Regions from separate parts of the Homo sapiens genome. Here regions 1 and 3 are each linked to region 2. Evidence: chromatin loops called from intact Hi-C (ENCODE). Cell type or tissue: HCT116. All regions are shown on one strand.

Region 1 (8,000 bases), 440 kb before region 2:
TCTCTTAGCTCCTCCTAGCCACGGTTCCTCATCTGAAGACGGGGCTTGAACCAGTTAACAGGTCCAATGGCCATTTCGGCGACATTCCCATGCTCAAATGCTGGAATCGTAAGGCGTGAACTGCAAGGATTTAGAGACAGGTAAATGGTCAAGGAAATAGACAAAATGGGGCAAAAAAGAAGGCCCCAGCTTCCCGGTTTTTGTTTTAGGACTTGAAGAAGCTTGGGTCTTCAGCCTCCAGGGCAAGTCTAGGGTTTTGAGCCCGGAAATCTGTGTTTGGAGGAAACCTCGAGCCAGTGACTGCCTACCTGTAGCAACGAAGGGAAAGTGTTACAGCCCGGGGGACAGCCATGGCGAATCTCCTCCCAGACCCTGACAACACAGAACCTGGCAGAGCCTGTCAGGAAGTGGAAGTCGGCACTGATTTATACATCTCACTCGATTCAGCTGATTAAATCCCCCTTGGCGTCTCCTCCAGAGCTGCCTTTTTTTACTCTCCTGGGTTGTCTCTGGCCCAAGAGCTGGAGGAGTATTTCCTATAAATAAGCAGCGCCAGGAGGAGAGGAGCCAAGCACGCCCTCCTCCCACCCACCTGCCGCACGGGCCTCCTGGTGTGGCTCCTCCGGGTGGGTGGGGCGATGGAGGCCTTGCTTCTATTCTGAGCTCACCTCTGCTGCTGTGACCTTGGGGAACAGAGGGGGCAGCTCTTGCCTTGGCTTCCCCTTCCTGGGGCCCCGTGGGAGCCGCCTAGCCCGTGAAGCTTATACTTTGAGCAGAGCTCTTGGCCTTTCTGTTCCTGCAGTCGCAGTCTAAAATGGAGTCTGCCATGCAGAAGCCTAGAAACTGGAAGAGCCCCTGGAAGCCACACATTTCCCCTCCCTGAAGTACAAATAAGGCACTGAGGTTTAGAGATGCCTGGGACTTCCCAAGGCCACACAGCCCGTTAGCAGCCAGAGGACTAGAACACAGATCTCCTTCACCCACAAATGCCCCCTACACCGGTTCTGGGCTGCAAATGCTCCTTGAATCCTGCAGGTCAACCAATCATCATTGCAGGCAAGGTGAACAGATAAAAACAACTAAAACTCAGAAGTCCAGAAGCAGCGTGGGCACTGGAGGAAAGGCAATCTCGTCACCACCCTTCTGTGGGCCTCATCTCCTTATGTATACAGTGCATGTGACACCGGGACCCTCAACGCCTGAGTTTTCAGCGATGAGACTGCTCTGAGTTTGAGTTCTCCTTGTTCCAACATCCCAGCCTACCATTCTCATGGTGTGTAAACCGTGCTGATATTATATTTGAAGCTGAAGCAAACTCGGAAGGTAAATTTACTTTTTTTTTTGTTTGTTTTTTGAGACAGGGTAGAGAGTCTTGCTCTGTTGCCCAGGCTTGTCTCAAACTTCTGGGGTCATGTAATCCTCCCACCTGAGCCTCCTGAGTCATGGGATTACAGGCGTGAGCCACCACACCAGGCTTGAAGGTAAATTTAATGGGGGAGTGGGTACCTCCATGCCATTCACCTTAAAACCAGTGGAAGTGACTTCTCAATCCCTTGTTTGGAATCATCCATGCTAGCCTGTGCCTCTTCTGGTAGGGATATTTGAGAATTTCAAACATAAAAGGTTGTCCTAGACTTTCTTCACCCCCAAAAAAGTACCCAACAAGGTTAGAAAAATACAAGCAAAGTCAGTAAAATAAATACAAGATGTGTCCCTTGGGATTCAACCAACACACATTGTTTCCTAGCCAAAGGCAGAGGGTGAGCCACCACCTGGATGCTTCGTCTGCTTACTCAGACCCTGGCTGCTTCTCCACCTTGTGGCTTGGATACCCTCCATGCCAATTTACCCAATTTGGGTAACTAAGGGCAATTTATGCATTGGATCAGAGCCTTCTCTTTCCTACCCTTCTCTCCCTTCCCTGGGTCTTTGGCTGGAAGGTGCTGAGAGGCAGCCAGATTCTATCAGTGAAGGAATAAAATAAAAACCTTCAGAGATAGAGTCCAAGGGCAGGGCTGGGACTGGCAACGTTTTAGGTGGGGCAGGGAAGAGGAAGCAAAATTTTGGCATCCCGGAGGTCTGGGGAAATGATATTCATCCCTTACATCTGTAAACATGAGCTGCTTCACAAACCTGCCTTGAGTGTGCTTTTTTTTTTTTTTTTTTTTTTTTTTTTTAGACATAGATTCTCAGGGCCACTGGGTCAAGACCCTCACCCATCATCTAGCAATCTATATTTCTAAAAACTTCCTTGTGATGGTCCCAAAGATCGTACACGCTGAGTATGAGAGAGCTTTCACCACGCTGTTCCATTTTAATGTCACCATCACCCCATGGGGTCAGCAGGACTGTCCTATTTGCCTGAAGAGAGATTGAGGTCCAGAGAGGATGGAAGTGACTTCCCAGAGTCAAATAACTGTGCCTCCAGCCTAAGGCCTCTGGCTCTGAGTGTAGGACGAGTGCTCACAGAGAGAGGATATGTGCTTCGGGGTCAGACAGGCTCCAATGCAAGCACAGTGCCTGGCACATTTAGCCATCCAATAATTTATTTCCCACTTCCCTTGGCTAAGGTCACTCAACTAGGGAGTCGTACAGTTGGGATTTAAAAACCTGTCCTAGAAGCCTTCAAGCCACTTGAGTTCTTTACGTAGCAATGGAAGGGGTTCAGCTGGGGTTGCGCACGCAGGCAGAGTTGTGCAAACCTGGCTACATGTCTCCCTGTCTGAGATGTTCCTGGGCAATGGTCGAGTCCCAGGATCCTAAGCATCGTCTCTGACTAGCCCCACAACTCCACTTGGCTGCGATTTCCAGTCCAGGCTTAGTCTCTAGAGCCGTGGAATGGAGACAAGGAGGGTCTGACTCTCTTTTCTGAGGAAGGAACTTCCAGAGCAGCGGTGGAAACCCCGTGGGGAGCACATGTTGGCTAAGCACACAGTATTATTAGCTTTTTGACAGCTTCCCCTCAGGGCTTATCAGACTCCAAACCCAGGTAGATGCCACTGTGTCTAGACACAGAGTTGCTCCCCTCTAGGCTCCTTAGCACCCAGATGGAAGTGAGAAGAGTGTTTGGTACGGTTCTAGTTACTTTTTTCAGCACCCAGAGCCTCACATCCCTGCTGGAATTATCCAGGAACCTGGGGATGACAGCTGGTTATCCAGCCCAAGAATTCTGTTCGTTTTGTTCCACTAGGAAGACAGCCGTGGTGTCCCCAAGCCTCTGGAAACTGCCTGAGGCCTGGGAATCAGATGAAAACCAACACGCCGGGCTCCATGGGCACCCCTGGAAGCGGCCCCACTCCTGTTCCTTGTGTGCTGTTGATTGAGACTCAGAAGCAGGAGCCTCTCAGGAGGGGCAGAGCAAGGCAGGGCTTTGGGTTTGGAATGGCAGAGAACTGGTGCCTCCCGAGCACCATCCTCTGGGCCAGCTGCAACACCCTGGAACTGCGACTGCCACTCATTCTTCACAGACCTCAGTGGTCCCCAGGGGAGTTTTACTCCAAATTGCATTTGGAACAGCAGAAAGATGACTTGTTCCAAAGGAAGGCCTTACTAAGAAACGATGAGAAGCTGTGGAATGACTTTTGGAAGTGGGGGGTGCAGGGGCCCACATGAATGCACAGCGGTCTCACGTCAGCCCAGGAAGAGCTGTCTGTCCCTGTGAGCCACCGTGCTTCATTTTTAATAGGGAAAGGGCTTGAACTGCCCTGGGAAACTCAAGGAAGACTTCATTTCCACTCAAGGAAGGAATTCCTGGAAGAAACCAGAATGGGACAAAGACATGAAGGAGTGAAGGAGATAAATGACAGAAAAGTTTCTGTTTAAGCTGTTTTGAAATAGGTGGAATTTTTATCTTACTTGGATGCCTGTGAAACAGGGGAATGAACGGGATGGCCTGGCAAAGATCCTTCCAGCTGAGGACTGTAAAAGAGCCCATGCCATTTCCTAAGGATTGTGTGGGAGGGTGGGTGACGGTGAGTCGGTGGCCGGAGTGGGGTGCAGTGCGGAGCCAGCCCCAGCCACCTGCCATCCTCCCCCCGGCCACTAGAGGTCTCTGCTGATCCACCGGCTCAGACCACACTCACCAAAGCCTCCCAGAAGGCGCGTGCTGGCGGCTCCCCTGCCTGGGCTCGGGGCGGGTGGGGGTCGGTTCTGAATGTCTCCTTTCTGCTGGAAAGCTTGTCCTGACCTCTCCAGGGCACAGCCGCGGCCCGTCCTCTGGACTCTTCAAAGCCTCCCATCTGCCTTACATACTGGACACAACAGAATGGTTCTCTCTAATGCAGGCGTCGTCTTTCCCTAGCTTGGTGGCAGGCTTTTTGAGGGAAAGAGGGGTCTTTCTCTGAATTCCCCGAAACTGCTTAGCGCAATGTTAAGTGCATGGTACATGCGAGATACATGTGTGGTCTGACTTTGGCCTAAGGCTGTGGGTGTATTCCTGTGTGTGGTGGTGTGTGTGTGTTTGTGTGTGTGTGATGTGTGTGTTTGTGTGTGTGCCCGCGCAAATGTGCCTTAGGAGGGTGGAGAGGTTGTCCCTGTCCCCAGACACCCCTTCCCGGCAGCATCCCTCCGTTCTGGCAGAGCCAGGGCCCTGTCTTAGACCAAGAAAAGCCAGATTCCCAAACTCGGGAAAGCCAAGCACATGTAAACAAGCCACCTAATCCTGTTCTTGTTCCACTCCTGTTGGGGGCCTTGGTCTCAAGGGAAAGGCAGTTCTGGCCTGTGGGGACAAGCAGCAGCTGCTGCTCTTAAGGAACATTCCTTCTCAGGCGGGAGAAGCGCTCAGGTTTCACTAGCCTGGCGGCAAAGGCCACCCTCTGGTCTCTGGGCTCCACGGCTGCAGGGCTGGGGGTGAGGAACCGGCAGAAGAGACAGCTTTAATGCCTGTGACAGGCAGTGTGGCTCATTTTATTCCACTTCAGTCTAGGGATGCCCCCTGTCCATCTAAGTAGTGATCTTTCCAGGGTAGATTGCCCCCTACCCCAGCCCCATCCAGTCTTCTCCCTGGTCCTGTCCTCAGGATGCTTAGCCACTGGGCAGAACCTCTAGGGTCCTGGCTGAGGTGATGGCCCCCTACCCCTTCCGCCCCCTGCCAATCTGGAAAATCCAAAATTCCTTAGAGGTCAATAGGCAAGTGCCACCCTTCTCAGGTGGGGATGCATTGATTAGCCCCCTTCCTATTCTGCTGGGGAGGCGCAGAGCTGCAGAGTCGCATCTGGCAGCTGGGCCTAGCATCTCAGAATGTCCTCAACTTTGTACCTCTCATTTCCCTACTTCCAGTCTACTAGCAAATCCAAATTCTTGCTTCGTAGCAATTGGCTTCTTCCTCTGTAGTCCCTACCCCACTGACCAATAGCTAGGTAGGGTCATCACTCTCCACCCAGGTCCCAGGACCCCTGATTCTTCTCCCCATGTGTCACAAAAACATATCCCCATGTAGCAAGAAGAACATGGGCTCTGGAGTAGCCCATCCCGGACTCCAGCACTTGCTAGGTGTGTGACTTTGAGCCAGGGTCTTCACTTCTCTCAGCTTCTCTTTTCTTGGATGTAAAATGGAGAAAATCATGTGTACCTTGCAGCCTGTCATGAAGAGTAAATTAGATAATCTGTGGAAAGCACCTAGTACACACCATGTTTGAGACAGAGGGGAGCTCAATAAATGTTCACCGTCTCCCCTCCTTCTGCCAGCTCTTCTTGGACCAATACAAGATGTGGCTGCTCAATTGATTTGTCTCCAGCGTGTCTCCAGCCCTGACCCTGTTGCCTACATTCTCCACTACCTTTAAAGTCTTTAGCAGTCGGCCACCACTATTAGCCCCAAAACAGAACTCCCACACATTTGGCTTCAAGGTACTCCATCATTACACTTGGAGACCTGGGACTGTGTCGCATCCATTTTTTATATCCCCAGAACTCAGTAGGCTCCAGAGGTGCCTGAATGGATGCAGGATGCGTGAATGAATGAGCCCCCTTCACCCCATCTCCTCTCTAGGGATTCTGATTGGCTCTCTCTGTTTCTCGCCTTCTTTCAGACTTCTTGCTACATTGGAAACACTCACCTTTATAAAGGTTGCCAAATAGGCTACCAACTCTCACCAAGCCTGCCTGAAATGCCACCTCCCAGAGGAAGCCCTCCCAAGGCCAATGAATCTGTAACTTCTCCAATCACAATGGGCAAAATCCTCCTGTTGTCCTCTCCACTCTGTACTGAGGTTTGTTTATCCTATTGTGGAGCAGGAACAAACTGGCCATGAAGGTGTGAGGGCTGGGTCTGGGACTTGGTCCCCCTCTGAGGAAGGATGAAGGATGCTGAGTTGAGACTGGGGCAACCTCAAGCCACACATGTGGATCACCCAATCCAGAATCCCTGCCTGCAGCTCCTCTCCCCATCTCTTTGGCTGCTCCTTTCCTCTGTACTCTTGACCCTGAGCATTTCACGGCTGACATGATTTATCTAGATCCTCATTGTGACTCATGGCTCTCTCTCCCTGAGACTGGGAGCTCCTCTTGGACAATGGCTTGTGTCTGTTCTCACAGGACCTAGCACAGAACATACAGTGAGTGCCCCCCAAACGCTTGGCAATTGAATGAGAACCATGATTCAATCCAATTTGCCTGGAATAGAGCTGAGGCTTAAATCTCCACAGAGAAAAAAGGATGAATTTCAGGTCAAACTAATACTTGAGTGAGGTGTCTCTCTAGTGGAATGGTTCCATTTGCGCCCTCTAGGAAGGACAGGAGAACCCAGAGTAGGGTCTAGAACCAGTCTCCTTACAGAGGATCCTGCCCCCACAAGAAGCCTGGGCTCTGAGGAGTAGGAAGCCTGGGTGTCATTGGGTGCCTGCAGCACAGGATGGGTTCCTAGGGAGGGGGAAAATCTAGCTGTGGCCCAGGTCTTTGAAAGTCTGCTTTAGTCCCCTGCTTGGTAGAACAGTCTCCCTTACTTCCCATCTCCACTTTGCCCAGCAGAGAAGACTCACACAGAGAAATCGAAGGCCGAGCAGGAAAACGCTCAACCCATCGATCTGGATGGAGGACACGGCATAGCATCTGGGAGTGGGGATACCAAGTTGAAAACAAAAATGTCTCCCGCTTTGCAACACAAGGCTGGATGATTAGCACACAGGGAAAACCATGAGCCAGCAGTTTGCAACAAAGCTGGCAGGCGGCTGGAATGTTGATCCAGAGGATCATGTTCCAGAGGGGAGACACCCCTCCCCAGGCCAGGCTGGTGCTCAGGCTATTTCAGGCCGGGGGGATTAAGGGTGAACCATGACGAATGCATGTGCCCGCGTGTGCACACACATACACACACACACACACACACACACTCACAAGCTCCTTTTCTCTCTCTCATACAGGCTCCTGTGTCTTGAACCCAAGACCTGCCTCCTGCACTGAAAGTCTCGGTCCCCGATTCTTAGCAGCCCTGGGCCTCTCCTTCCTGGGAGAGCCCATGCAAGCCCGGCCCCTACCTTAGTGCAATAATGACAGGGGCCTGTCCTGGGAAGGCTTAAGAGACGTGTGAGTGTGCAAGTGGGCCGAGGGATGGCCAGAGAAGGCAGGAGAGCAGGTTAGGAAGCTCCTGCCATAGCCTATGTGTAATTACCGTATTTACCCCTGAAGCCTGAGCAAAGCAGGCAGTGGCAGTCAGAGAAAATGCAGGGGCAAGTTTGAGTAATACAACAGGAGCAGCACATAGCACATCCTCCTGACTTTCCCGCCTCCTCGTACCCTGGCTGCGCACTGAGCCACATGCATTGTCCTTTCACTTGCTGTCACTCTTGCTGCCGTTCCTCTCTCCGTCTGTCCTTCTGCCCCGTCGTTCTCAGTATCGTCTCCCTTTTCCTGGGTTTGTGTGCCTCCCTGTCTCTCTCTCTTGCTCTTTTCCTCCAATTCTTCAGCCTGTCTCTGCTTCCCTCCTGAATGTTGACCCTGCATATTTGGCTTTCTTTCCCTTTATTTTTCTTCCTATTTCTCCTTTCCTCCTTTGGCTTCCCCTT
Region 2 (8,000 bases):
AATAATTAATAGCCTACCAACCAAAAAAAGTCCAAGACCAGATGGATTCACAGCCAAATTCTACCAAAGGTACAAAGAGGAGCTGGTACCATTCCTTCTGAAACTATTCCAATCAATAGAAAAAGAGGGAATCCTCCCTAACTCATTTTATGAGGCCAGCATCATCCTGATACCAAAGCCTGGCAGAGACACAACAAAAAAAGAGAATTTTAGACCAATATCCCTGATGAACATCGATGCAAAAATCTTCAATAAAATACTGGCAAACTGAATCCAGCAGCACATCAAAAAGCTTATCCACCAAGATCAAGTTGGCTTCATCCCTGGGATGCAAGGCTGGTTCAACAAATGCAAATCAATAAACGTACGCCATCACATAAACAGAACCAAAGACAAAAACCACATGATTATCTCAATAGATGCAGAAAAGGCCTTTGACAAAATTCAACAGCCCTTCATGCTAAAAACTCTCAATAAACTAGGTATTGATGGGGCATATCTCAAAATAATAAGAGCTATTTATGACAAACCTACAGCCAATATCATACTGAATGGGCAAAAACTGGAAGCATTCCCTTTGAAAACTGGCACAAGACAGCGATGCCCTCTCTCACCACTCCTACTCAACACAGTGTTAGAAGTTCTGACCAGGGGAATCAGGCAAGAGAAAGACATAAAGGGTATTCAATTAAGAAAAGAGGAAGTCAAATTGTCCCTGTTTGCAGATGACATGATTGTATATTTAGAAAACCCCATCGACTCAGCCCAAAATCTCCTAAGCTCATAAGCAACTTCAGCAAAGTCTCAGGATACAAAATCAATGTGCAAAAATCACAAGTATTCCGACACACCAATAACAGACAAACAGCCAAATCATGAGTGAACTCCCATTCACAACTGCTTCAAAGAGAATAAAATACCTAGGAATCCAACTTACATGAAGGGATGTGAAGGACCTCTTCAAGGAGAACTACAAACCACTGCTCAACTAAATAAAAGAGGACACAAACAAATGGAAGAACATTCCATGCTCATGGACAGGAAGAATCAATATCGTGAAAATGGCCATACTGCCCAAGGTAATTTATAGATTCAGTGCTATCCCCATCAAGCTACCACTGACTTTCTTCACAGAACTGGAAAAAACTACTTTAAAGTTCATATGGAACCAAAAAAGAGCCCGCATTGCCACGACAATCCTAAACAAAAAGAACAAAGTTGGAGGCATCACGCTACCTGACTTCAAACTATATTACAAGGTTACAGTAACCAAAACAGCATGGTACTGGTACCAAAACAGATATATAGACAAATGGAACAGAACAGAGGCCTCAGAAATAACACCACACATCTACAACCATCTGATCTTTGACAAATCTGACAAAAGCAAGAAATGGGGAAAGGATTCCCTATTAATAAATGGTGCTGGGAAAACTGGCTAGCCATATGTAGAAAGCTGAAACTGGATCCCTTCCTTACACCTTATACAAAAGTTAATTCAAGATGGATTAAAGACTTAAATGTTAGACCTAAAACCATAAAAACTCTAGATGAAAACCTAGGCAATACCATTCAGGACACAGGCATGGGCAAGGACTTCATGACTAAAACACCAAAAGCAATGGCAACAGAAGCCAAAATTGACAAATGGGATCTAATTAAACTAAAGAGCTTCTGCACAGCAAAAGAAACTACCATCAGAGTGAACAGGCAACCTACAGAATGGGAAAAAATTTTTGCAATCTACACATTTGACAAAGGGGTAATATCCAGAATCTACAAAGAACTTACACAAATTTACAAGAAAAAATCAAACAATCCCATCAAAAAGTGGGCAAAGGATATGAACAGACACTTCTCAAAAGAAGACACTTATGCAGCCAACAGACACATGAAAAAATGCTCATCATCACTGGCCATCAGAGAAATGTAAATCAAAACCACAATGAGATACCATCTCACACCAGTTAGAATGGCAATCATTAAAAAGTCAGGAAACAACAGGTGCTGGAGAGGATGTGGAGAAATAGGAACACTTTTACACTGTTGGTGGGACTGTAAATTAGTTCAACCATTGTGGAAGACAGTGTGGCGATTCCTCAAGGATCTAGAACTAGAAATACCATTTGACCCAGCCATCTCATTACTTGGTATATACCCAAAGGATTATAAATCATGCTACTATAAAGACACATGTGTTTATTGCAGCACTATTCACAATAGCAAAGGCTTGGAACCAACCCAAATGTCCATCAGTGATAGACTGGATTAAGAAAATGTGGCACATATACACCATGAAATACTATGCAGCCATAAAAAAGGATGAGTTCATGTCCTTTGTAGGGACATGGATGAAGCTGGAAACCATAATTCTAAGCAAACTATCTCAAGGACAGAAAACCAAACACCGCATGTTCTCACTCATAGGTCGGAATTGAACAATGAGAACACTTGGACACAGGGTTGGGAACATCACACACCAGGGCCTGTCGTGGCATGGTGGGAAGCGGGGAGGGATAGCATTAGGAGAAATACCTCATGTAAATGACAAGTTAATGGATGCAGCACACCAACATGGCACATGTATACATATGTAACAAACCTGCACGTTGTGCACATGCACCCTAGAATTTAAAGTATAATAAAAAAAAAAAAAGAACTGAATTCCTTGGACAGAGAAAGATAGGACCAGATAATATTCTTTTTTAACATTTAATTAAAAATATAAATAAATTCAAACCTATGGAAAACTTCAAACATATACAGAAGTAATCAGAACACTATAATGAACCACCATGGACAGATATGGATACCTCACTTTAGCACTATCAACTCCTAGCCAATCTTGCTTCATCCGTAACTCCCTACTTTACCTCATTCTTTTATTATTTAAGTATATTCCAGACATCAAATACTTTCATGTATAAATGTTTCAACATGTCAGATGAATGTTTGAAACTCTTCCAACTCCAAGATCACATGTTTCTATAACACCAACACGAGAAAACTGAGACGTGTACTAACATTCAGAAAGTGAATTATGTGTACCATTTACCCAACCAGTTCTAGATAAACTAAGGGAGTTCGTGCCTGAACTGTCTCATTGTCTAGTTTCACGGTGACATCTAGTGGATAAAAACTGCAACAGAAGTGGTAAGATCAGAAAGCATCTATTGTCATGGAGTCATATGGACAAAGTTTACAGGCTCAAAATAGTTAAGTCACTGAGCATTCTTCAGTAGTTCATGTCCTTTTAAAAAAAAAAGTGTGGGGGTATTATAAAAACTTTAAAAAATCTTGTGACATTTAAGGTTTTTCATAACCTGATTTCCTCCTCCTTATCCAACCCCATTTTTGGTTATTCTCCATTATAAACTACCAATTAGAAAGGTTCCATTACTTATTCCCAAATACACCTGGCTCATTGGAGATTCTAGGCTTTTTTTTTGTTTGGGTGGTTTTTAAGAAAAAATTATCTCGGCCAGGTGTGGTGGCTCACACCTGTAATCCCAGCACTTTGGGAGGCCAAGGCAGGCGGATCCCTTGAGCTCAGGAATTTGATACCAGCCTGGCCAACATGGTGAAACCCCATCTCTACTAAAAATACAAAAATTAGCCAGTCATGGTGGCAGGCACCTACCCCAGCTACTCAGGAGGCTGAGGCAGGAGAATCAGGAGATTCTCTTGAACTCAGGAGGAGGAGGTTGCAGTGAGCCAGGACTGCACCACTGCACTACAGCATGGGCAACAGAGTGAGACTCCGTCTCTAAGAAAAACAAATTCTCTTGAATTTACCAATACAAAATGTGTAGTTCAAGTCTATCTCTCCCATGAATTCTTCCCCTACTGTTTCCTTAAAAATTTCTGAACTCCCATAGCACAACTTTATTGCAAAACACAGAAAATCTCTCTATATTATTATCTGATACAATGAGTGGTCTATTAGTTTTGTATTTCTACCTGAAAATATAAACCCATGGAAGGTCCTATTTTACATTTCCTTAGTATCGCTACAATCCATAACAAACAGCATAGGCAAATACTGCTGACTGATGAGTTCTATTTTTGTATTAAACAGATGAAGTAAAATCCTCACTACAGTGGGACTAACAGCTACAAGCACCACGAAAGCAAGGACTGTGTCTGTCTTAAGTCAATGTTCTATTCCTTGTACTTTATGCAGTGCCTGGCTCAATAAATATTTGCTAAACAAATAAAAATGATTATTACAAACTGAACAATGACAAGAAAGAGTCAAATAGTTGTGGACAAAGAAAAAAATTTTAATAGTAGTTCAACATGATAATGTGTGCTTCTAAACTTTTCCTATTTATACTAATAGCACAATTAAATTTTGACCAAGTATGTTAAGCAGTAATACAGCTTTTATTTTCACATACTCATAATTTTCCATATTTTCTCTCTTCCTCTCATTATTTCTAGTAATACATTTTAAATAAGATGAAGAACAATTACTGAAGCAGAGTTGAAGACTGTATCAACTGGACAAAAGCTCAGGTATACTAAGGTGGGGGCTAAATGGACAGAGTCAAGCAATGTGAATGGATGAAATCTACTCACAGTGGTTAATTTTTAAATATTAGGTATATAAAATGAGTCATTAAATAAAAATTACATTTTTCCAAAAACTCTGGATATGTTACGAATTTACTATGTATTATTCTTTAACCTACAACTATAGATTCATTTATTGTGATAATCAGATTAAAAAACAAAAATAAGAAAAATGAGACAAAGATAAATAATAAATGAAATGCCACCTATGTATACTGAACTTCTTTGCAACGAAGGTAAGAATTATTTCTCTCTGTAAATTACAAACTAATAGTAGCTTGCCTAGAATATAATTTCAATATAACTTGGAAAATCCATGTTCTTGACCTAAAGTGCTTTCTAATAGGTTTTGAATTCTAGCACTTTGGCACTTTTCTTTTTTTTTTTTTTTTTTTTTTTTTTTTTTGAGACGGAGTCTCGCTGTCGCCCAGGCTGGAGTGCAGTGGCGCAATCTCGGCTCACTGCAGGCTCCGCGGCACTTTTCTTTAGATAATTTTAGAGTATCTTACCAAACACAAATGAATTTAAATTTAAAATTTTTAAAAAGCATTATCCCACTATTCCCCACTTTACAAAGCTAAAAAAAAAAAAAAAGGGGGATGATTATCAAAAGTGAAGCTGAGTGTGATAACTCTTAATCCCTACCTCATACCCTAGATGTCATATTTATAGTTTAGGGGATAGGGAAAATATCATAGACATAAAATAAAAAGAACAGGTACTTACAGCCTGGGCTTGTTGTTGGAATAATTCGTTCTGATTCTCTTCATCCTCTATTCCATCCCCAGGCATCAGGGAAGGAGGTAACCTAGAACTTCCAATAGCAACATTCAAATTGTTTGGAAAAACACTTGTCCTTTTGGAAGTTAAGTGTGTTGCTGAAGACTGCATGGCTATGGAGCCTTCTTTTTGTGCCTACACGAAAGAAGAAAGGGGGATAGTAACATTCTACCCCAATCCAGAGCAATCAAATAATGCCTCTAAAGCAGTTCAGAAGATTTTAAATTGGGGTGGGGGGCAGGGGAGAGGCTTTAGCTGGCAGAGAAACTAACATTTACCAGGCACCTCCCATGTGCTAATAATTTAGGTTATCTCATCTAACTCTCACACAATCCTATGAGAGAAGTATCATATCCTTATTTTATGGATGAAGAAACTACAATCAGTGAAGTTAAGTAATTAGCCAAAAGTCAATAGCTAGAAGTAGCAAAGCCAAAATTCAAACTCAAGTCTGAACCCAAAATTCTGACATTGCTTTTAACTACTTGGTAAAAGCAAAAAATTGAGTCAGAACACAGGAATAAAACATGGTTTCTCTACAAAAAAAATTTACTGTCTTCACTAGTTAATTAGATTATATTAGGCATGTAATCAAAGGAAAGCAATTCTGTTACTGCCTAATAGCTTATCTCATAACACACATATTTTCCATTCAATCTTTACTCAGGCTCACTTTTGAACTTACTCTTTCATAAGACTTCTGAAGCTGTTGCTTTTTTCTCAACCTAATTTGTTGATTTACTCGGTATTTAACTTGTTTCTGAAAATGTTTCAAAGCTTCTTGTTTTTTTCTTAGCTGTTCCTTTAGTTCTTCTTCAATTAAATATGCTGATGTCTTTAAAGATGAAAGACAGAAAATGAACTTAAATGTTAGCAGTTTTGTCCATTAGGGCTGTTTTAAACACAAAACAGTCAGGATAAGGATACAATCCTGAAAAAAATAATTCCATTCTGTACAAAAAAAAATGGAATGTATGAGTATCAAATCTTAAATTTTTTATTGAATTAGAACTAACGATGTCTTCATTAAATCTTAATGAACCAAATAAAACCTAACACGTTACACATTTTCTAAAATGGAGTAAATAGTCAAGACACACCAGGTTACTTACCACTCACCAAATATGTCCTATTGTTAAAATGTCTTCATATTTGGCATTATGCTCCATTTTTAACCTGGCATGCCCTTCCTTTCATCTCCACCTAGTAAAGGCCTATTCAGTTTTCACAACCATTTAATACCCACTCCCCAGTACCTTCCACAACACTCTCTCTCTAAGCCCTCTTATGCTATAACACCTCTCATTTCACCAATGTTAACTGAGTATAGTACTTCTTGACTCCCCTACTAGATTATGAACTCTTTGAGGACAGGATATGTATTCAATTCTCCTTTATTTCCCCTACGGCATCTAGTACAGAGCCTTCACTATAAGGGTAGTCAATATATATTTATATAATTGCTCAATTCCAAAACATATTCTAAACCAGGGGTGTCCAATATTTTGGCTTCCCTGGGCCATGTTGGAAGAACTGTCACATAAAATACATTAACACTAGTAGCTGATGAGAAAAAAAAAAATCACAAAAAAACTCATAGTGTTAATTAAGAAAATTTATTAATTTACATTGGGTCGCATTCAAAGCCATCCTGGGCCACATGTGGCCCATGGCCGCATGTTGGACAAGCTTGTTCTGAACAATCTGGAACACTTTATCCCATTTGAGTTCTTGATCTGCATTTATCTCCTCTAAGTGCTTTGAATAATAATCATAGTCATCATCATAACAGCACTTATCATTATTATGGATCTATCAGGTGACAAGTATTTTAACTACTTTGTAGCACTCTATCCTCAAAACCACCTTTGGCAGTAGGTATTCTTATCCCTTATGTTACAGATGAGGAAGCTGGAGTTCAGAAAGATTAAGTAATTTTAATATAGCTAACTAGTAGCAGAATTAGAAGTTTCTGACTCCAACAATTATGTTCCTCTCTACACTGCTTTTCTCTTGACTATGTCTCTCTTTCACTAGGAATTTTCAAATTAAATAAAATCATCATCATATCTCGTACCTATTCCTTCTAACTCAGTGATTCCAACTTCTAATTCTGAAGGGTACCTCAGATCATTTTACAGGCTGTCATTAAATTCTCAAAATCAAATGCATTCAAATTTCAATTTAAGTTAAAATTTCCAAGATGTCTATCCCATAAACTACTCTAGTGGAGTGTACAAGTGTCAAAGAACAATTAGGTAAAATAATTCCAACGGAGAGATATATACGTAATGAAGCCTGAACAACTGACCCAGCTTAACTCAAGCCCCAGACAAGTTTAAGCCATTCGGCCTCTTTCTTTTACCTCCATTTTCTCTGCTCCTCTTTTACTCCACAAGATTACAAGCCAGGTCATAAAGAAACTTCCACCTCTGTTCTTAGAGTGCTCATTCTGAAGGAAGTCAGCACCATATAAAAATTCAGACTACCCTGAGATTACCATGCTGTGAGGAAGCCCAAGTTAGTCAAACAGAGAAGCCATGTGAAAAGAGAAACATATCTAACCAGCACCCAGACATTCTAGTCATCCTAGGCCAAGCGTCAGATATGTGAATAAGAAAGCCATCTTGGACATTACAGCCCAG
Region 3 (8,000 bases), 260 kb before region 2:
ATGTCCACTTAATCCTGGCTCCGAAACTCTAATAGAATAATGGAATACCAACCGAGGGTTTTTTCTCTCTATGCAGATTGCTTACACCATGTTAATCACTTGCAAAGCAGGCCACATACCACTCCGGCTCACATGACCCTCCAGGGAAAGTAGCAGACCAGAAACATTCAGTGCAAGGCTCATTACTGACATGGACCATACAGCAACACCTTCCCTCCCTCCCCCAGGTGACTCCGGGACAGCCAGTGTGGGGTGTCATTGAGAGCCATCAGGTGTGGTGGGCCAGAAAGCAAGACACCTAAGACCTAATAATAGCAAACATTTATTGAGTGCTTACTATGTGCCAGACACTGGGCTTGCTGAGCTCCTTCTATGGACTACATGACTGCCACCCGTTTTCATCCTCTATAGCTGCATGGTGCAATAAGGTAGCCAAGGGCCACGTGTGACTTTTAAAATTCGAATTCTAATTAATTAAAATGAAATGAAATGTAAAATTCAGTCCTCATTCTCACTCACCACATTTCAAGTGCTCAACAGCACATGTAGCTAGTGGCTGTCATACTGGACGGCTCAGATGGAGCACGTTTCTGTCATCGTGGAAGGTTGTGCAGGACTGAGTTGCTCTAGAATGTTAAGGCTATTGTATCTTTTTTGTTTAACTGATTTTTAAGCAAAGGAGGGGAGAGGAGCAGTACACTACCCAAGGTCATGCCATGCCACTGATACACGGCTGAGCTGGGTTCTAACCCTCATCTAACCCAGGCTTGCTCCAGCCAGGACCAGCAGTGGAGGCAGCAGGGGGCCTCCTGAGCCTTTCAAGGCTGGTAGAAAGTCTCTTCTGTTCTCTGTGGCTCCTCCGGGGCTCTCTGAGAAACTGCCTTTTGCAGCAGGTGCCACAGACCCAGTGAGGTCAGTAGTTGCTCAAACGGCGTTAATGAAGAAAATGAATATTGACTTAAGGGACAGCAGAAAATAATTAAGACACCTTAAAAACATGCCTCCACTTTTTACATACTATAAACCCAAAGGAAGCAAAAGTGGCGACTGAAGCAGATACTTGTACACTTGTGTTCATAGCAGCTTTATTCACAGCAGCCAAAAGTGGGAGCAACCCAGTATCCATCAACAGATGAGTGGACAGACACAATGTGGCATGCATACGTCTACATCCAATGGAATATGATTCAGCCTTAAGAAGGAAGGAAATTCTCACACATGCTACAACATGGATGAACCTCGAGGATACTATTCTAGGTGACATAAGCCAGTCACAAAAAGACAAATACTGTATGGTTCCACCTGTACAAGGTACTGAGAGTGTCAAACTCACAGAGATAGAAAGTAGACTAGTGGTTTCCAGAGGCTGAGGTGGAGGATGAGGGACTGGGGAGTTGTTGCTTACTGACTACGGAGTTTCAGTTTTGCAAGAGGAAAGGCGTTCTGTGGATGGATGGCAGTGATGGTTGCACAACAATGCGAATATACTTAATGTCATCAAACACCAAGGCAAATTACTGACATGCACCATCTAGCAACCCATTCCCTCCCTCCCCCAGGTGACTCCAGGACAGCCAGCGCAGGGTGTCATTGAGAGCTATCAGGGGTGCTTAAAAATGCTTAAGATGGCAAATTTTATGTGATATATGTTTTACCACAATTTAAAAATACGTATATATGCCACCACTAATATCTCCCAATTTCTATCAAGAATAATAAAAAAATAAAGAGCCTGAGATCTTTAGGAGTAGGGGAAGGAGCAGCTCATCAGTCCAAGGAGAGGATAAGGGAGCCAAGGCCTGACAGAGAGAGCAAGGAACCCAGAGCCTCCCAGCCCCAGCGGGGAGAAGTCAGAGGAGAGGCTGCCAGGGAGGAGGGACTGTGTTCCTGAGGATGGGACAGCTGGGCCAGCCTGCAACAGGGAAGGCAACTCCAGAAGGCTGACACTGGAAAAATGAGCAACGATTTAGGATTAAAAAAAAAAAGGAAAAAAAAAAACCTGGTGAGGGTAGGAGAGGGGGCCAATTAGGAGTGTAGGAGAGTATCTACGCTCCTAGTTGTACCATCTAGGTGTATATCCACAGCAATAAAACGATAAGCAGGAAATCTAAAAGAAGAGGGGAATAGGAGGAAGAGAAAGAGATGAGAGGATTTGGGCACCTAATGTGATGCAGCAGTCAGTAATGGTTTGGCGTGTTGGAAAGGGTGTAGACAGGACCTAGGAGACGGCCCTTGTCCTCATAGTGTTATGACTCTGTGCACATTGCCCTAACTCTCTGGGCCTCAACTTCCTCATCTATTCAACCCAGCGGCTGTACCAGAGCAAGAAGAACCTTAAGGTGGTAGCAGTCCACAAATCCCTGGAAATTTTACCCAGAATAGTATTTGTGTGTAAGTTTTTCCGGGGAGAGGTTTACAGATTTTACCAAGATTTCAAGGCTATCCACATCCCCTGAGAGGTTAAAAATCAGTGGAGAAGATACTCACTGGGTTCACATTCAGCCATAAAGTCCTAAAATTCCAAGAAATCTTGGACCAGACACCAATAAATCTTTGGAGGGGTCAAATAAATCCAGATGTCTATTCCTGCCTTGCCTGCAAAGCAGACATATTGTAAAAATGAAATGAAATAATTACATACTTTGAAAAGTTAATATTACGTGTCTTGTGCAAGTAAATATTGCTGTTGTTGGTTCACAGGAAGCAAGAGAAATTCTGCAGCAGGCAGAAAGGAGGAGGCAAGTTGCCACACCTCTGCTTTCCTGAACAAAGGCAGTGTGATGAAGGGATGTGGATGGGCTACAGGTTGATCCCTGGGCTTTTCTCATTTGGTTGGAAATAAAGAGGCCTTTAATTCCCCTTGTGGAGAAGGGTCTAGCTCAGAGAAAAAAAGAAATACAGCCTACCCAGGAGGTGCACCCCAGGGCAGAACACATGCATCTCTTTGTGCTAACAAGACCTCATTTTGCATCCAACTTTACTTTGGAGGAAATTTTCAACTGTGTGACTGAGAAAAGTGACAGACTGAAGATGCATCAGGGGAAAACAGCACAGGCAGAGGACAGTATTTGGCACCAGAGAGCCAGCCCCAGACTGGAAACCCTGCATAATGACTAAGCCAGGGTCGCCAGGCCAGAGGGGACATTGCTACCGTGGGCTGTGCCCTCCAGGAGTAAGCCAGCCCAGAGGCAGTGGGTGGGGGAGCTGGAGTCTGGGGCAGCTCAGTGCAGAAGTCAGTGCTAGAAGTGAGATGGATGGGCCTGGGCAGACTCTTAGAGATCATCTCTCTTGACCTCCTCATTTCACATTTGAAGAAACAGTTCAGAGAGTGGTGGAGACTTACTTAGAGAAGTCCAGGATTGGAAGTCATGCCAGTAATTCCCTTCATTCATTTACAAAATGTTTTCTGAGCATCAGATCCTTCACTAGGCTGGGGGTCAATGACGAACAGCAATTCCAGTTCCCTGCCCTCAAGGAGCCCACAGTCTAATGAGGGGACAGACAACCAGTTGACTAGGGAGTTAAGTATGATCCAGCAGCTCTATAGGTCCTGCAGGACGGGTTCTCCCCAGCAGGCGTTTCAGAACCTTCTATTCACTCCCCTTTGGGGCAGGCACATCCAGACAGGGGCATGTTGAGGGTAGGCCACACTTTCTCAGACCAGTGCTGGAGGGAGTAGAAAGAATTTCACTATCAAATCCAAGCCAAGCTAACAGTCATTGGCATCTCAGAAAAGATGCCATCCAGGCAGCCATCCGAAGGCCACTGGAGGGAGCACCCAGCACCCAGACCCTGGGGGAGGGAGATGGACCCCACTCCAGCAAGCCTGCCACAGTCCTCTCCAAAGGGCACCACGGCACTTCCCATTCATTATTCCCTAACTTGCCTCCGGGGGGCGGTCCTGAATATTGTTTCATAAATAACTTAACAGGGCTCCAGCTTGTTTCACTGAGGTTAGACAGATGTGTACGGTGCTGGCTGATTATGAGGGAGTTTGGCTGTGCTGAATGGTTCTGGGATGCTGATTCTCTGCGGAGGGGTGGCTCAGTGGAGAAGGCAGCCGCGGCTGGTGTCCCCACCTGGATCTGGGATCACAGCAGGATGCTGAAAGAGCATTTGTTTCCAATTGTTCTTAGCCACTAATTTGGCTCCTGGGTATAACACCAATCTGAGAACAAACGGAGTAGGAAAACTGCCTTTCTGAGGGAGGCCTGATTTCACCATAAACAGGCAAGGGGCGGGAGATTTCCTGAGTTCACAGCACAGGCCTCGGCCTCCCAGGCAAGGCCGGCAGCTTCAATCTCCAACCCAAGTCACCCTGACTGCACGGCCATCTGCCTGCCTCACCTGCGCATGGCTCCTCCGAGGGGCTCCAGCAGAGGACAGATTACTCTGATGGCAGGTAGATAAAATGGGATCCCTTGCTAGCAGTAACTACCCTGAACAATCTCTCTCCTGAGCAGCTGACAGTCTCCACCTGGCACCTGCCAGCCACAGAGCTTGTGGGTGGCACCGGCTGGATGGGCTGGCCCGGGCGACTCCCCAGGCACGGAGAGGCCAGGGAAGGCCCTGCTGAGGCAGGACTTGCTGGAAGAACCCTCTGTTGGGCTGCAGGAAGGTCCGCCTGAGACATCCATCAGAAGAAGACACAAAGGCAGCTGTGTTTCTGGCGGACTGAAGAGCTAGCAGCGTCCAGGGGCAAAGGGGAAAAGCTGTGTGAGCAAGGCCGCAGCAGCCGCTGCCTTCTCAAGACTCATGTGCAAGATCGCCAGTAACAAGAGGCCCTTCTTGTCGCTAAATTGCCTTCCTGTGGCTTAAAATAATTGAATCAGAGAACTTTCAGTGTGACCTTCTTGAAAGCCAACTAGGAGATATCATGCCTTTACCAACCCTTGTGGCCTTCACTCACAGCCTCCCAGCTGCAATGTCATCGTTTCTAAGCCAAAAATGCCTTCCTCACCAGCATGTGATTTAGCTATTCAATAGCTTCATAGATCCAACGTAGTATAAAAATACTGGAGGAAAGAGGACAGTTGTTTTTTTTTGTTTTTTAATCTTCTGGAAGTCAAAGTACATGCCACGAAATCTTTGCATTAAAGTTTATGAACCTTGTTCAAAAGGAAAACTCTCAGGCCCTTACTGACGGCTTCGTTACTCTGGTTTTACACATATTTCTAACAGACTAAGTTACCTGGTACCTTGAGCCTCAGCTGATTAGAAGTATTAAAAGAGGGCTGGGCGTGGTGGCTCATGCCTGTAATCCCAAGACTTTGGGAGGCCGAGGCAGGTGAATCACTTGAGTCCAGGAGTTTGACACCAGCCTGGCCAAAATGGCAAAACTCATCTTTACTAAAAATAGAAAAAGTTAGCTGGGCATGGTGGCGGGTGCCTGTAATCCCAGCTGCTCAGGACGCTGAGGCAGGAGAATCACTTAAACCAGGGAGGCGGAGGTTGCAGTGGGCCAAGATTGCGCCATTGCATTCCAGCCTAGATGACAGAGTGAGACTCTGTCTCAAAAAAAAAAAAGGACTAAAAGAGGAAGAGTGTGGGCTTCCCCAGAAGGTAAACTGAGGTATGGAGGGTTGGCCTAGGAGAGAGTTAAAGGGCAAACCAATGTGTCATTAAATGAGGCTCAATCATGTTCCAGATAATTTACTTAAGAAGACAGGGAGGATGTCCACTTGTAATATTTACAACATCCTCAGGGTACTTGAAGAAGTAAACCATTAGCCATCTAGAAAATCCCAGACGAGAATCCTTCTTGGTGGTTCCAGGCTGCCGGGCTCTTCCTGTAGGTTGTCTGGTGTGTTCAGAAGCTGCTTGCATTCACTCCTAACTAGGCTCATTCATTCATTCAACATTCATGGACTCCTCCAGTTGCTGGGTCACCCCAACAATGCAGAAAGCAAGATGAAAGCAGAGACACCTTTCGATGCAACACACACACACATACACACGCACACACACACACACATACACACATACACACACACATACACACATACACAGGCACACAGACACAGACACACACACATACACACACACATACACAGCACACACACACATACACACACATACGCACACACATACACACACACATACACAGCACACACATACGCACACACATACACACACACATACACACACATACACACAGACACACACACACACACACCAGGAGCACCTATTACACATTAGGTGCTTGACAGATGCACATTGTATAGATGTTAGAAAAGGCATCTGGAAAGAGCAGAGGCCAGCCAGTCAGACTGTTCTTTAACCCAGTCCCTAGGTACTCAGGTGAGAATTTTTGTGAGAAGGGGCTATAATCATTCAGGGTTCAACTAAAAATATCACATGAAAAACATCAAACTGCTCCACCAAGAAAAACAAAAAGACAACATAGCCTCAACCCTGAAGAAAGTGTGGAGAAGATCCCCCCAGTGCACCTCAGAGAAAGGTTGAAGGAAAGGCATCCGTGTCAGCCCCAGAAAAAAATCCCAACTGGAAGAGAGCAAGGGGGGTGGCTCAGGATGAGGAAAGACCCATCACTGTGGCCCCAAGGCAGTTGTCACCCCTCTGTGGGCTCAGCTTCCTCATTCAGACAAGGAAGAGTTTGGGGCCATCAGTGTCTGACGTGCTTCTGGCTTCCAGGTCAAGTTCCCAGCTTTGTTCAAGGGCCAATTCTCCTTGTCCCTCTGATTTATTTTCACTGCAGCTTTGAAAGGCATGATTCTCATCAACAGTTCCTCTCCAGGCACCGCCAATCACCCCAAAATACGCATTTGATTTCTTCCCAACTGTGTTAGGTCTCTGCCTCAGGTACGCAACCAGGCGACAGCAAGTGATTCTTCTACAGCCCGGGCGGGCAGTGGGCTGTAGGTCATGGCACTACTGTCATTTTGGGGACAGGAAGTTTTTATGAGACTCACACGGGGTGGTCGGGGAGGAGGAGGGATTCCAGCAATCTGCCCTGAAGAATGCAGGTTAATAATTTATATGTGCATTTAAAAAAAAAACCTACTGAAACAAATTGCATACAAATTGTGTGACAGTCGAAGGAAATGTGCCAGTGTTGCTCAGTGAAGCATAATAAATATATGCAGCCCATAATAACAAGCTACTTAAACTCAGGGCACTATATGATTTATTAATTGTCTTCTAATCCTTTCCAGCTACAACTAAAACCAAGAGTGTGGCCGTATCTCACATACTGACTTATACGCCTCCAACACTAAACGGCGTGGCTGCGGTTAGCTCTCGGGTCCATTTTTCATTCTGGCCCCCAACTCTGCAGACGGGCCTGGAGCAGGGTGGGCTGCTTAGCAGACTGCTGTTCTCACCAAAGGGGGTAAATGTGCCCCAAACACACTGCACTTATCACATGGATGCCACACACTTCATGCTTATTTTGCCTAGAGTTCCCCTCACCTGGCTTCCCTTTCCCATCCACCTCTCCCACTGCCACCAGTACCAAGGTGCCCCTGGGTGGACCCTAGTCCACTATCTCCTGGGATGCCCCAGTGCCAGGCTCACAGCCCCAGAGTCCACTCCAGCAGCAGTTGCAGAGCCAATTAGATGGTGACAATTTTTGTTTTGTTTTTTTTTAGACAGAGTCTCACTCTGTCACCCAGGCTGGAGTGCAGTGGCGCGATCTCGGCTCACTGCAACCTCCACCTCCCAGGTTCAAGCAATTCTCCTGCCTCTGCCTCCCAAGTAGCTGGGATTACAGGTGCCCGCCACTTCATCCAGCTGATTTTTTGTATTTCTAGTAGAGTCGGGGTTTCACTATGTGGGCCAGGCTGTGATTCGCCCGCCTCGGCCTCTCAAAGTGCTGGGATTAGAATTAGAACAGAAATGGGAGCAGAACACAAAGTCCTGCCCTCTCCCTGGGACGTACTGACCCAGTGGCGAATGTAGGATTTTGCTGTTGTGTCTACTGGTTGGGCCTCCACCCTGTCCCTAGTGCTACAGATGCTGGCCTTTGAAACTTCGGAGGA

The links. Peaks named below come from ENCODE experiments on the same cell type or tissue, not always from the same donor. Only the 100,000 strongest peaks of a DNase experiment are listed, where the experiment ranks them.
Region 1: it touches region 2 in a loop (8-fold over the local background); 34 of 110 quality-filtered maps call a loop at or near these places.
Region 3: it touches region 2 in a loop (3-fold over the local background); 5 of 110 quality-filtered maps call a loop at or near these places.

Annotation. Positions count from the first base shown.
Region 1 is chr11:125,401,095-125,409,094 of GRCh38, reverse strand. All of the region lies in intron 7 of PKNOX2 (PBX/knotted 1 homeobox 2), which reads right to left. Among named protein-coding and RNA genes, the nearest start is that of FEZ1, 91 kb to the left of the region's middle. RefSeq lists an enhancer at 1-341. In HCT116, a CTCF peak has its summit at 4,030 (motif pointing right); a DNase peak (open chromatin) is centred at 4,064; H3K27me3 peaks cover 3,144 bases.
Region 2 is chr11:124,957,305-124,965,304 of GRCh38, reverse strand. CCDC15 (coiled-coil domain containing 15) reads right to left here. Exons shown (of 16, transcript NM_025004.3): 3 at 6,041-6,190; 4 at 5,302-5,490. Among named protein-coding and RNA genes, the nearest start is that of CCDC15, 7.1 kb to the right of the region's middle. In HCT116, a CTCF peak has its summit at 3,130 (motif pointing left); a DNase peak (open chromatin) is centred at 3,104.
Region 3 is chr11:125,220,762-125,228,761 of GRCh38, reverse strand. The region is part of intron 1 of PKNOX2 (PBX/knotted 1 homeobox 2); the gene reads right to left. Among named protein-coding and RNA genes, the nearest start is that of PKNOX2-AS1, 42 kb to the left of the region's middle. RefSeq lists enhancers at 1-126, 3,877-4,489. In HCT116, a CTCF peak has its summit at 3,871 (motif pointing right); a DNase peak (open chromatin) is centred at 3,881; H3K27me3 peaks cover 273 bases.